Regions from separate parts of the Homo sapiens genome. Here region 2 is linked to region 1. The links are chromatin contacts, found by Hi-C or POLR2A ChIA-PET in ENCODE. All regions are on one chromosome and are shown on one strand. The core of a region is the stretch at or near the end of the contact, and the rest is flanking DNA. Distances in the headings are between cores, read along the strand shown.

What was found. A loop is a pair of places that touch in the nucleus more often than their neighbours do. ChIA-PET counts read pairs that join two places held with the same protein, here RNA polymerase II (POLR2A). Pooled maps may share reads with other maps.
Region 2: a map of chondrocyte shows a loop between it and region 1 (2.6-fold over the local background). The contact joins two enhancer-like sites. A Hi-C loop is called at or near these places in 1 of 168 maps with a recorded cell type or tissue (chondrocyte) and 5 of 50 pooled maps. POLR2A ChIA-PET finds 5 or more read pairs at or near these places in 2 of 52 experiments (AG04449 and AG04450).

The regions. Positions count from the first base shown.
Region 1 is chr15:68,302,533-68,307,955 of GRCh38, forward strand. It overlaps ITGA11 (integrin subunit alpha 11), which reads right to left. Exons shown (of 30, transcript NM_001004439.2): 27 at 5,054-5,164; 28 at 4,816-4,911; 29 at 1,240-1,353; 30 at 1-598. The coding sequence ends at 527. Among named protein-coding and RNA genes, the nearest start is that of FEM1B, 27 kb to the left of the region's middle. RefSeq lists a silencer at 4,261-4,350. Within about 2 kb of position 3,844, at least 6 of the 41 ENCODE cell types and tissues checked have a DNase peak (open chromatin) inside an H3K27ac peak, as active enhancers do.
Region 2 is chr15:68,414,938-68,420,509 of GRCh38, forward strand. The region is part of intron 1 of ITGA11 (integrin subunit alpha 11); the gene reads right to left. Among named protein-coding and RNA genes, the nearest start is that of ITGA11, 14 kb to the right of the region's middle. Within about 2 kb of position 3,739, at least 9 of the 41 ENCODE cell types and tissues checked have a DNase peak (open chromatin) inside an H3K27ac peak, as active enhancers do.

The DNA.
Region 1 (5,423 bases), core at 2,594-5,093:
GGGGCCTATCTATGGGGAAGGGAGTGGGTGTGACTTGGGAGCCAATGGAGGGGTGGGATGGGTGAGAGAAAAGGGCAGAATTCAGATCTGTTTTGTCTTGGATCCTTCTGGAACTAGAGGCCTGGAGTGTGCAGATTGGGTTCGTATTTACAGTCTTCCTCCCTGGGTTTCTCTGGAGGATGGGGATGATTACGAATTCCTAGCACCTTAGTAGCTGGGGCAGCAAATGCCCTCCACAGAGCCTGAGGGAGGCCTTGGCATGGGCCTGGGTGTGTGTAGGGGTGTCCCTTTAAATCCCTAGGGGTCTGTGTTAAAGGTGTCCCAGTCTCCCAGTAGGGCAGTTCCACTTAAAACCAGCTTGAGTTCCATTCTGGAGGGAGCAGGCGCCATTGCTCGGGAGATGAGGTCAAGTGCAAAGCCAGCTGGCTTCCTCTCCGCTCCAGCTCGGTGGGGCCACAGGCCTGGGTCTCAACACTACCTGGACTGGTGTCCTGGCCCCCATCAACTCAAAGTCTCCTCTGGAGCCTCACTCCAGCACTTTGGGGGTGGGGTCCAGACCAGGCTCCCTCCTGCGCCTGGCACTTCTAAAGAAGCCGAGCTGTGAGGAGGCAAAGGGAGACGTCTCAGAGGAGGACAGGGTGGGCAAGGCCTGCCCCAGCTTTCCCTCCACTACCTTTCCTTGGGATTCCTCCCTCAGGGCTTCCTTGAGTACCCCCAGCTCATTCTGAGCACCCCCTCCTCCAGAACTGCCTCTGTGGACTGGAACACAGTGGATGAGACCATGGGCTGCATGCAAGAAGTCATACTAGTGCCCATCTTGCTGTGTGACCAGCCCCAGCCAACATCCCTCTCTGGGCCTCCTTCATCTGTAACAGGAGGAGGCTGAGACCAGGGGTTTGTAACCAGAGCTTCAGAGACAGAGATGGACTTCGGGAGGTTTGTTAACAGCTTGACATTGTGGGAGAAATTTTGTGCAGTTGTTTGTACTTGCTTTTTTTTTTTTTCTCTAATAATAGGAACCTTAGTTTTCATCAGGTTCTCAAAGGCATCCACAAACAGGTTAGAGCCATAGTCTGAGTGCCGTCTGTTGGCCCTAACCAGTGTGTCTGCTATGGCGAGGGGTGGGGTGCCAGCTCCCCTGGAGAGGAGAACGTGGCAGCGGCCACGAAGTTCCAGGGGCTGGAGCCTGGGCCCACCAGCCAGGATGCTGCTCCTTCCCTCCCCTGCCAGGGCCCTCACCTTCCACAGTGCCAGGACCAGCAGGGCCAGCAGTAGGAGGCCCCCCAGGGTGCTGCCTACAATGATCCAGATGGGGACCTGCCAGTCCTCTTGCTTGGAGATCTCAAACACGATCTGCAAGGGGAGGGGGGCCGGGCCAACAGCATTACTCTTCTGGGGCTGGGGTGGCAGTCTGGGAGGGGCAGGAGGGTGGAGACAGCTGGCACCTGGTGGGGGAGCTGCATCCTCTTCCTCAGGGGGATACCAGAGGGATGGGTGGACAGGCCAGCCAAGGCCTCAGGACGACCACTGCCTGAACAGCCGACACTGGGTTCAGTGGCCCAAGTGATCCTGCCTCCTTGAGACACTTGCTGCCTTTGGCCTCAGGCCCCCGCCACTCCCTGGATCCTCCTCCCACCACATGGGCTACTCCTTCTCCCTTTGCTGCCTCCGCATCGCCTCCCGCACTTCTAAAGGTCAGTGTCTCCCACGGTTCAGTCCTTGCACCTCTTCTTTTTCTAGAGTCACTTCCTGGGTGAACTCAGGGCTGACTTTCCCACGAGTCACAGTAGTCATGGTGCCAAGGCCCATAACACTTTTAGGAGCCCATGAAAATGTTTACATTTCTTTTAAAATTAGAGGAAAAAATGGAATAGAATCCAGCTTGGATAACATTTTTTAATCTTTGTATCAACATGGTTATAAACCATAATTTTAAATACTTTTTTCCTATGGAGGAAGGTGTCCCAAAGGCAAAAGTGGCCAGGGCGTGAAGGTCAGAAAGTAAGCCCAGGCCAGCTCCCTCAGTCCTGTGGCTATCACCGTCTACACGCCGACTGCTCTCACATTTCTGTCGTCCGCCTGGATTCTCCGCTGAATTCCAGGCTCACACCGACTGTCTCCTGGCCTGCCTGGCAACTGTAACAGGCCCCTAACCAAGCTCTTAACACCCCAGCCCCCGAAGCCTGCTCTTTCCAGCTCTTTCTCACCTAAGCAAATGGCAGCACTATCCCTCCGCGCTGCTCAGGCCAGAAGCCATGTATCCATCACTGACCCTAACTCTCACACCCACACGGAGCCCAGCAGCAAAGTCTGTCCATTCTACCTTGGAAACACCTGGAATGTGGCCACCACTCCCACCTCCTGGGCCTGAGTGCCCTCACATCTCCTCTGGAGACTACAGCGCTGCCCGACTGCCTCCCCTCTGCAGTTTGTTCTTAGCATAGCAACTAGAGGGATCCTTCTAACGAGGAAGGCAGGCTTATGCTCTGCTCTGCTCTGCTCAAGCTCAAAGTAAAAAGTGCAGTCCTGGCCCTGGCCTGCAAGGCCCTCCCCTCTCGGGTCCCACCTGTCTTGCTGACCTCACCTCCTGCTCCCTCTTGCTTTACTCCAGCTTTCAGCCACCTGGCCTCCAGCATGCATGCCATGGCGTGCCTGCTGTAGGCATTGCTATTCCCTCTGCCTGCAAGGGTTTCCCTCACGCAGCCACGAGACACTCCTGTCTTCCTCATGGTCTCTGTCTGATGTCACTTTATTGGAGAGGCTTTTCCCAACTCCCCTGTATAAAACAGCACCCCCTGGCACTCCACCCTTAGATGTGTGCCTTTTTCTGGGTAGCCCTTATCACCAGTTGATAACGTTTATATTTATGTTTATTGCCTGCCTGGAATGTCAGCTGTAGGAGAGTGGGGGCTTTGTCTGTTTTGTCCCTGCTCTATCCTCAGAACCTGGAGCCGTGCCGGGAATGTAGCAGGAGCTCAGCTAACACGTGGAGTGAATGGACCACCTGCAACAGCAGACAGAGCCATGTGGAGTGAATGGACCACCTGCAACAGCAGACAGAGCCCTCCTTTGGCCACTGACTCACTGTTCAACTTGAGGCAAGTCACTGTCCCTCCTGCCTCATCTCACATGCCTCGGTGTGCATACCTGAGAGATGGGGGTGGGGACAGTGCCTCACAGTGTTGAGAGGTCTGTCACCATGTTCAGCACACAGCTGGGGGCCAGCAAATGGCAGGGCCCTTATGTGTGCTCTTTCTGTCCCTCAAGGCGGGCACCTGGCTCTGCCTCCCCAGCGCCAGCACCTAGCACACAGCCCAGCATACAGGGGCTTAATTTTGGGGTTGCTGGATTTCTAAAAGAGAAATGAGGCATGGCCGGGCACGGTGGCTCATGCCTGTAATCCCAGCACTTTGGGAAGCCGAGGCGGGCAGATCATGAGGTCAGGAGATCGAGACCATCCTGGCTAACACAGTGAAACCCTGTCTCTACTAAAAAAAAAAAAAAAAAATTAGCCAGGCGTAGTGGCGGGCGCCTGTAATACCTGCTACCCGGGAGGCTGAGGCAGGAGAATGGCATGAACCTGGGAGGTGGAGCTGGCAGTGAGCCGAGATCCTGCCAACGCACTCTAGCCTGGGTGACAGAGCAAGACTCCGTCTCAAAAAAAAAAAAAAGGGAGTGAGGCATCCAGAGAGTATAGAGGAATTTTTTGGGGGGTTGAGTGGGGGTGGAAGAAGGAAAAGTCACCTAAAAGACAAGCATCAATGTGAGAAGAAGGGTTCTCTCTCTCTCTCTCTGTGTGTGTGAGCAGGGTATGTGTGGGGGAGCGGGGGTGCCTGTACCACACCTCCCTCTCTTGGATGCTGGGAACATTGCAGCATCTTTCAAGATTCGGTTCAAACAGTCTCCAGAAAGCTTTCCGGGGATGTCCCTCGCTCGGAATCGCTCCCCTCCGGGCCTGTGCTCACCCCCAGACTGCACTCACCCATTTATTGTCACTGTTTCCCTGTCTGCCTAATTTATCTCTGTTTCCCCTTTGGGGCCCAAGCCGTAGGAGACACACCCAACAAATGCCAAATGAATGAACAAACAAAAAAGCTCCTTAGGTGGATCCTGATACCCCTCTGCCTGGCATCCCCCTGCCCTGGCTGTGATTGGTTTTTGTTGGATTGTTTTATAAGGGATGCTTCCTGACCCCGCCTCTTTGCTCTCCAGCATCTCCCTGGGGTGGTGTTGGGAGCTTACTCCGCCTCTGTAATAGGAATGTTTGCCTGGAGCCCAAGCTGGCATTTCTGGGGTGTGGCCAGTGGAGGGCAGCAGCGTCCCACGCCCGGCTGCCCTGTCTATTTCCACAGGACTGGGCTTTGCTTGCTTGCTTTCTTTTACAAATTTATTTCTTTTCTTTTTTCTTCCTTTGCCACTTCTTCCAGGAATGGGCTTTTCTTTAAGACCTCACTTCTCGTTGGGTCTCACAGAGTCTCACTCCTTTCCTGGACCCTGGATGAAGCCAGTGTAATCTGTAACAATCTGCTTTTACGCAACTAACAGAGGCTGATACCGAGGCATCTCCCATCCTTTGGTCTTCACAAATTCAGTTCACACCAGACCTCTGGACCTTCCCTAGTGTTGCCCCTGAGGCTTTGTCTTGCTTTTTTCCCTCTTTTCAGCGGCTGCCCTAACAGCCCACAGGTCTGCCTGATTCTCTCCTGCTGGGACATGCAGCCAGGGGTTGTAGGAAAACTCTATAGAGGAGCACGGCCAACCCTTTCCCAAGCTGTCCGGCCTAAGCCCAGTTCTGCAGGGCTCCCAGGGGCTCACCTGGCGGCTGGGATCCTCCTCACGGAAGATGAAGGGGCTGTGGAACTGCCTCTGCAAGGCTGCGTTGACCATGATTTTCATGGATTTGTACTTGAGCTGTGCAATCAGAGGGCTCGTCAGAAGCTGGCTTGGAAGCTTTTCTTCCCGTCCCCTCCCCAGGCAGCCCCAGGTGGAAGACATCCCAACAGCCGCCCCCTTTCCCTTCTTCCTTCCAGCCCAGCCCAGGGGCTCTACTTACTGCTTTTAGGGACCTCAACCACAGGTTCCCCAGTAGATGGAAATTGATTTCCTGGTTGGGGACCAGCCGTATATTGCAGTTGATGGAGACGACATCAGAGTTGCTGTGATTCTGAAAGAGAAGATGGGTCTCAGGGCTGAGCTGCTGGGCTAGGGGAGCAGGGGGCAGCAACACTGCTTGAACGACTGGGGCTCTGCTCCTGGGGGCAGGGGCAGAGGACAGGGGACAAAGAGAAAGTTGGGAGTGGGGGACATGTGCATTGCGTCTGCCAGGGGATGACTGAAGGACAAATGAAGGATGGTATATCTGATGCTCCACTTGAAGCTGTACATTGTGACCGGCCTGGATATATTCCAGGGACAGAACTTTT
Region 2 (5,572 bases), core at 2,489-4,988, 110 kb after region 1:
CACCCTGATACCCTCCTGTGCTCTAGAGAAAACTTAACCAAACTTGGGTCTTTCCAGGAGAGGGATGCATCCCTCCTCTTTACTCTTGCAAAAGACCCCCCTGTTTTCTAGCTTCTCTGATCAACTCGTCAGCATCTTACTTCTCTGCCAAATGACTACCCCTGGGTGGACTGCTTGTCTCTCTGCTAACTTGGCCTTATCCCCCTGCCTTTCTTCTGAAGGAAGCGCTATGGAGTCTCTCCTATTCCTTATTCCTCCAACTATAATATCACCGCCAGCCACTGGCCTTCCTCATCTCTGGATGTGTCTCTTGGCTTCCCCAGCCTTTGTGCAGGTCAGAACGCAGCTCACTGGAGAAGACGGGGAGGAATAATGGGACGAAGAAATTGTGTCTTCTGATGGAGTCTAGAGAAAGGGGAGGGGTTCAAGGGATGGAGGGTGCTGTCCATTTGAAGGCTGGATAGAGAGACTGGCCACAGAAGGGAAAGGAGAAGGATTTCAGCAGCACGGGGGGCTTCTGTGGAAAAGCATCATCTGTCCCCATGGTATGAGCACACCCCTCATTTCTTAGCAGAATCTCTGGGGGAGATTATCTCATTTGGGAAACAGCACGTCCCCAGTCCACACCCACTGCTGCTTCCGGCAGGGAGTGGCTCTGAGCACGCCAGTGGTTTGAGGCAAGGCCTGTGTCATGGAGCTGCAGCCACAGTGTCCACCTTCCCCGGGAGGAGGAGCCCTAGATAGGGATGTGCTCACATGCCCTCTCGAATGTTAAGCATGTGAAAAAGAACACACCAGGAAGCAGAGAGCTCATGTGTGTCATGAGGGGCTGGGAGCCATCACTAGGTGAGTTCCAGGGTCTGCGTCAGCTGAGAGTCTTGAAGATTCAGCTGGCCTTGATGTGGATGCTCAGAAAGAGTGAAGCAGGTGCTGCCTGCCACCAGGGGTGAGCTTATCAGATGAACTTGATATTCATCCAAGAAGGGCCTAAGTAGAGGGATGCAGAGCAGCCTGCCATTCACCCACTGTCCTCTGTCAATTCCACCTCCCCTTTCAGCCAGGCCCTGGCACATCCTCATCACACACACTGGGTGCCTGCAACCTTGGAGCACCCTGACCCTGGCCTGCCTCCCTCTCTTCTACTTCAGTCTTGTCATCTCATCAAAAGCCTTGCCTGTTATCTGTCCCATCCCCTCAATGTCCTGTTGTATGGTAGATAAACTAATGCTTGTTAACAAGTGACTTATCACAACAGCCTCCCCTCAGCCATCAAAAGCATTTGCAGCTCTATATGAGGAAGAATTCTCCAAATCAGAAAAAAACAATCAATCTGGGGCTGGGCAGCCTGTGGAGGAGTGAGGGTCCCTTCCCTGGGGTTGCAGAGGAGAACAAATGTCGGCTAGGGCAGGTGGCATGTAGGCTGAAACAGAGACTCACAGAAGCATCCGGAGACAGGGAGACAGAGAACGAGCAAGGGCTGGTGAGAGCCTCGGCAGTCCTTTGTATCTTTTTCTGAGAACTCAGGAGTTTGCCAATGGGCTGGTTAAGCAGATGTCAAGCTCAAGGAAAACAGGCCTAAAACTTTAAAGCAGCAAACAGCACATTGAGACTGACTGTAATTAACATTATTTTTCCTCCGAGCCCTGGACAGCCATCTCATGCCTTCAGAGAATATATGGATCATCTTCTTCAAGAACAAGGGTCATGGCTGGGTGCGGTGGCTCACACCTATAATCCTAGCACTTTGGGAGGCGGATTGCCTGAGCTCAGGAGTTCGAGACCAGCCTGGGCAACATGGTGAAACCCCGTCTCTACTAAAATACAAAAAATTAGCTGGGCCTAGTGGCAGGCATCTGTAATCCCACCTACTCGGGAGGCTGAGGTAGGAGAATTGCTTGAACCAGGGAGGCAGAGGTTGCAGTAAGCCAAGATCGCACCACTGCACTCCAAACCGGGTGACATATGGAGACCCCATCTCCGTAAAAAACAAAAACAAGGGTCACAGTTTTTTATGAAAACTAGTGTATTTTTCCATCTTACATCATTTATCATTTTCTCTGTGTAGGAAAAGTGATCAAAATGGACCTCCTCTTTTTTTTTGAGACAGAGTCTTGCTCTGTCTGAGCGAGTGTGTGGGACCTTGGCCTCAACATGGCCCGAGCTCCTGAGGACCCCATATTTCACCCCACCCAGCCCAGGCCTGCCCTTTGAGCCCCACAATCAATTTCCTGGCTGCTTATAGGACATTTCACTTGGATGTCTCATAACATCTCACATTTCACATGCTGGAAAAGGAACCCAGGTTTTCGCTTCTTAAATGGTTTTGTCCCCATTGCAGGAAATGGCATTACCACCCACCAGATGGCTCAAGCCAGAAGCTTGGAAGTCATTCCTTATGATTTTCCTTTACTTCCCATCAGCAAATCCTGCAAGTTCTAGCCCTCCATTCCTCTCCAATGTGCCCACTCCTCTCTGTCTCTTCTGCCATACTTGGACTAAGCCATCCTCTTCATTTTGTATTTAGACTTGCACTAGAGTTTTCCAACTGGTCCCTCATTCCAATTTTGCTCAGCTTCAAGCTATGCTCTTTGCAGCAGCCACAGTGATCTTTCAACGGTGTGAACTAGATCCTGGCTCTGCTTAAAGCCCCCGAGAGTTCCTCCATTGCATTTAGAATAGATTCTAGACCCTTCCCAGGGCCCACCAGGCCCTGCGGATTTGCTTTCTCACTTACTACCTTCCAGCTTCACCGTCTTCCTCTCTGTTCCTCAGATACACCAAGCTGTTTCCCACTTTGAGATCTTTGCATTTGCAGTCCCCTTTGTCTGGAACATTCTTCCCCAAGAACTTTTCTCAGCTGGCTCCTTCTCAACCTCCAGTTTTAACGCCATGGCCTCTGAGAAAGGAGAATCCATTGCTATGGAGAATCTGTTCTTCTCCCTCACAACATCTTCTTTATGTATTTTACAATTAAAAATAATTACAGGTGGTTATAAGAGCTGTTTGCCTACTTGGACACTGTCTCCTCTCCCACTGGAGTTTAAGTTCCACAAAGGAAGGGACTAATGTGTGCTGGAGTCTGCATACAAGAGCTGATTGTGTGCACTCTTCCCATTCAGTGATGTCATGTTGGCAGCTTGAAAACGACCATGGTGGGAGGATTTACATCATGGTAATTGGCAAATACTACAAATAAGAATGATAGGAATTCTTTCTATCCCATCCCAAGAGCCAGAATCAGTGTGTCTGTCTCCCCACTTTATCCTTAGCATCTAGAACAATGCCTAGCTCACAATAGGTGATCTATATACATTTGTTAAATGAGACGGAAAAAATGAATAGAAGTATTCAGGCTTCTAAGACACTAACCTTCCAATAAGGGGTTAAAGGGGAAAGTGATAGAGCCTCAGGGAGGGAAGGAACTTAGAGTACTGGATTTGGCTTCAGAAATCCTGGTTCTATTGCCAGTATGGTTTCTAAATTGCTTTGCAACTTTGGACCAGTTTCTTACTTCACATGGCCCTCAGTTGCCTTATCTGTGAAAGGCACACACAGGACTCGATGCTTTAAGTCCCTGTGTAGGATTTTTAAAAGCCCATTTATGTACACCTTTATCACTTTCTTTACCCACCCCCCCACCCCCTTCCTGAGGTCACTTTACTACACAACTGCAGAGGATGCTGTTTACATTGTAGTTGATGTAAATCATGTAGCGCACAGCCGGTACAGCTGTACGTGGCGGCCCTGCCCACACTGATTCTGGCTTCAGGCCATTTCAACTGGAGCTGAATTGGACAGTGAGTCCCTCCCTTTCCTGGCATACTGACCATCTCAAAGAGCTCAGACAGTTTGGTTTTGGTTTTCCAACTCCTAAGCTTGTCTCCTGCTTGTCATGGGTGTGTGGATCAAGAGCCCTGTGCATGTGGGATGAGCCCCAGCCCAGAGAGTGTTTGGGCAAAATAAGAGCAAGACAAGGCTCAGGATATGCAATTTGTGGCAGGGCTTTCCCTCAGACGAGAGGAAGTAGGGTGAAGAGGACTCAGAGAACTACTGGGCCAGTCTGCCCTGCTCTTTGAATGCAAACTAAAAAAAGGAATTGTGGGGGCCCTTCCCTTCTAAGCCTGCAGGGCCCGCCCTCCAGTGGATATACCCACACCCATCTGAAAAGGTCTCTGGCTGCATGGAATTTAACAGAGATCCACCAGATGCCATTGTCTAGGCTTGGTGGGGATGGCGGACTTTGGGGAGTGGAAGTGTTTTTGTTCTCTGAGGGTTATGCAGAGGTCTTTTTGGTTTTCAGTACAGGCCAATTTTTCATGGTTGCAAAACGATCTCAAATGTCTACTGCTACTTTTAGGTCCTTAAAGGAGTCAAGGGCTCATGACTCCATCTGCCTTTGCTAGAAAATGAAGGACTACCATGCAAAGTGGTGAGCCCCCATCACTGGAGGGATGCAAGCCTAGAGTGGCCATTTGTTTGGGATGTTCAGGCTCTGTTAAGGGCCCTCCCAGGCAGACCCTTGGTGCTGAGGCCTCTCAGAGAACCCCTGAGGCCCAGGACCCCTCATGAACCTGTGGATGAGGAAGGGCCAACCCCGTACTGAGTGTACCCATTGTTTGGAAATAGAGTCCCTGTTGTCAACTTCTTTCTCCTGTTACATCTGGGTTTACAATCAGGATTGAGGTTCTGGCTCAGGAAATGTTCATGGCAGCATGGAAGCATAGCCCCTAAAGGGCTTTTAGAAACATGAAGGCCAAACATTTATTTTAGAAGAGATCGAATGGAAGTCTTGAGAGGTTTGGATTCTGGCTCTCTTGTTTAGCAGCAGATGTATGACCTTGGGCAAGACACTTGACCTCTCAGAATTGCAGTCTCTCGAGTCAGACTGCCTGGCTTCAAATGCCAGGCTGTGACTTTATCATCCGGGTGATCTTGGCTAAGTTACTTAACTTCTATGTTAGCTAGTATTACTGTTGCCATTAAGTGTCGAGACCAGTGTTGAAACCTTATGTCAGTGGAACAGGCTCCTAATATGGACTTTGTTAGGCTCAGACTCAGTCTCTCCACCTGTGCAATGGGTTTCATGTCATCTCCCAAGCCACCAGGACAGATTCTGGCTTGGTGGTTCCCAGGGATTGGACTGTAATCTGGGGTCTATGTTCAGCTCCCACCATCTTTTCTGGGCACTCCCAGCTCCTTCTTGGGTGCTAAACAACATGGCCACATTCTGTGGCATATAGATGATGTCTGAATCACTACCCTTTTGTGGGAAATGAGGCATTTAAAATTTCTGCTGCATGCTCCCTGCCCCCTTGTTTCCTAGGAAGTCCCATTATATAACTAGGTTTTCACTGTGTAAAAACAAGGCCATTCCCCTGTCTCCTTGTGTCATCTCAGAGTCATAGTAAATAGTGATGAATAGCATGGGGCCAGCTGGGCTGACCTGGACTGCCTGCTGTGAGCCAATTTACTCCTTTCTAAGGTTCCCCTCCCTTCCAGAGCCCTTCCTCCCTTCAGCAACCTTCCTCGCTCTGCCCATTTGTAAGCGATGCTCAATGGCCACCAACCTCTT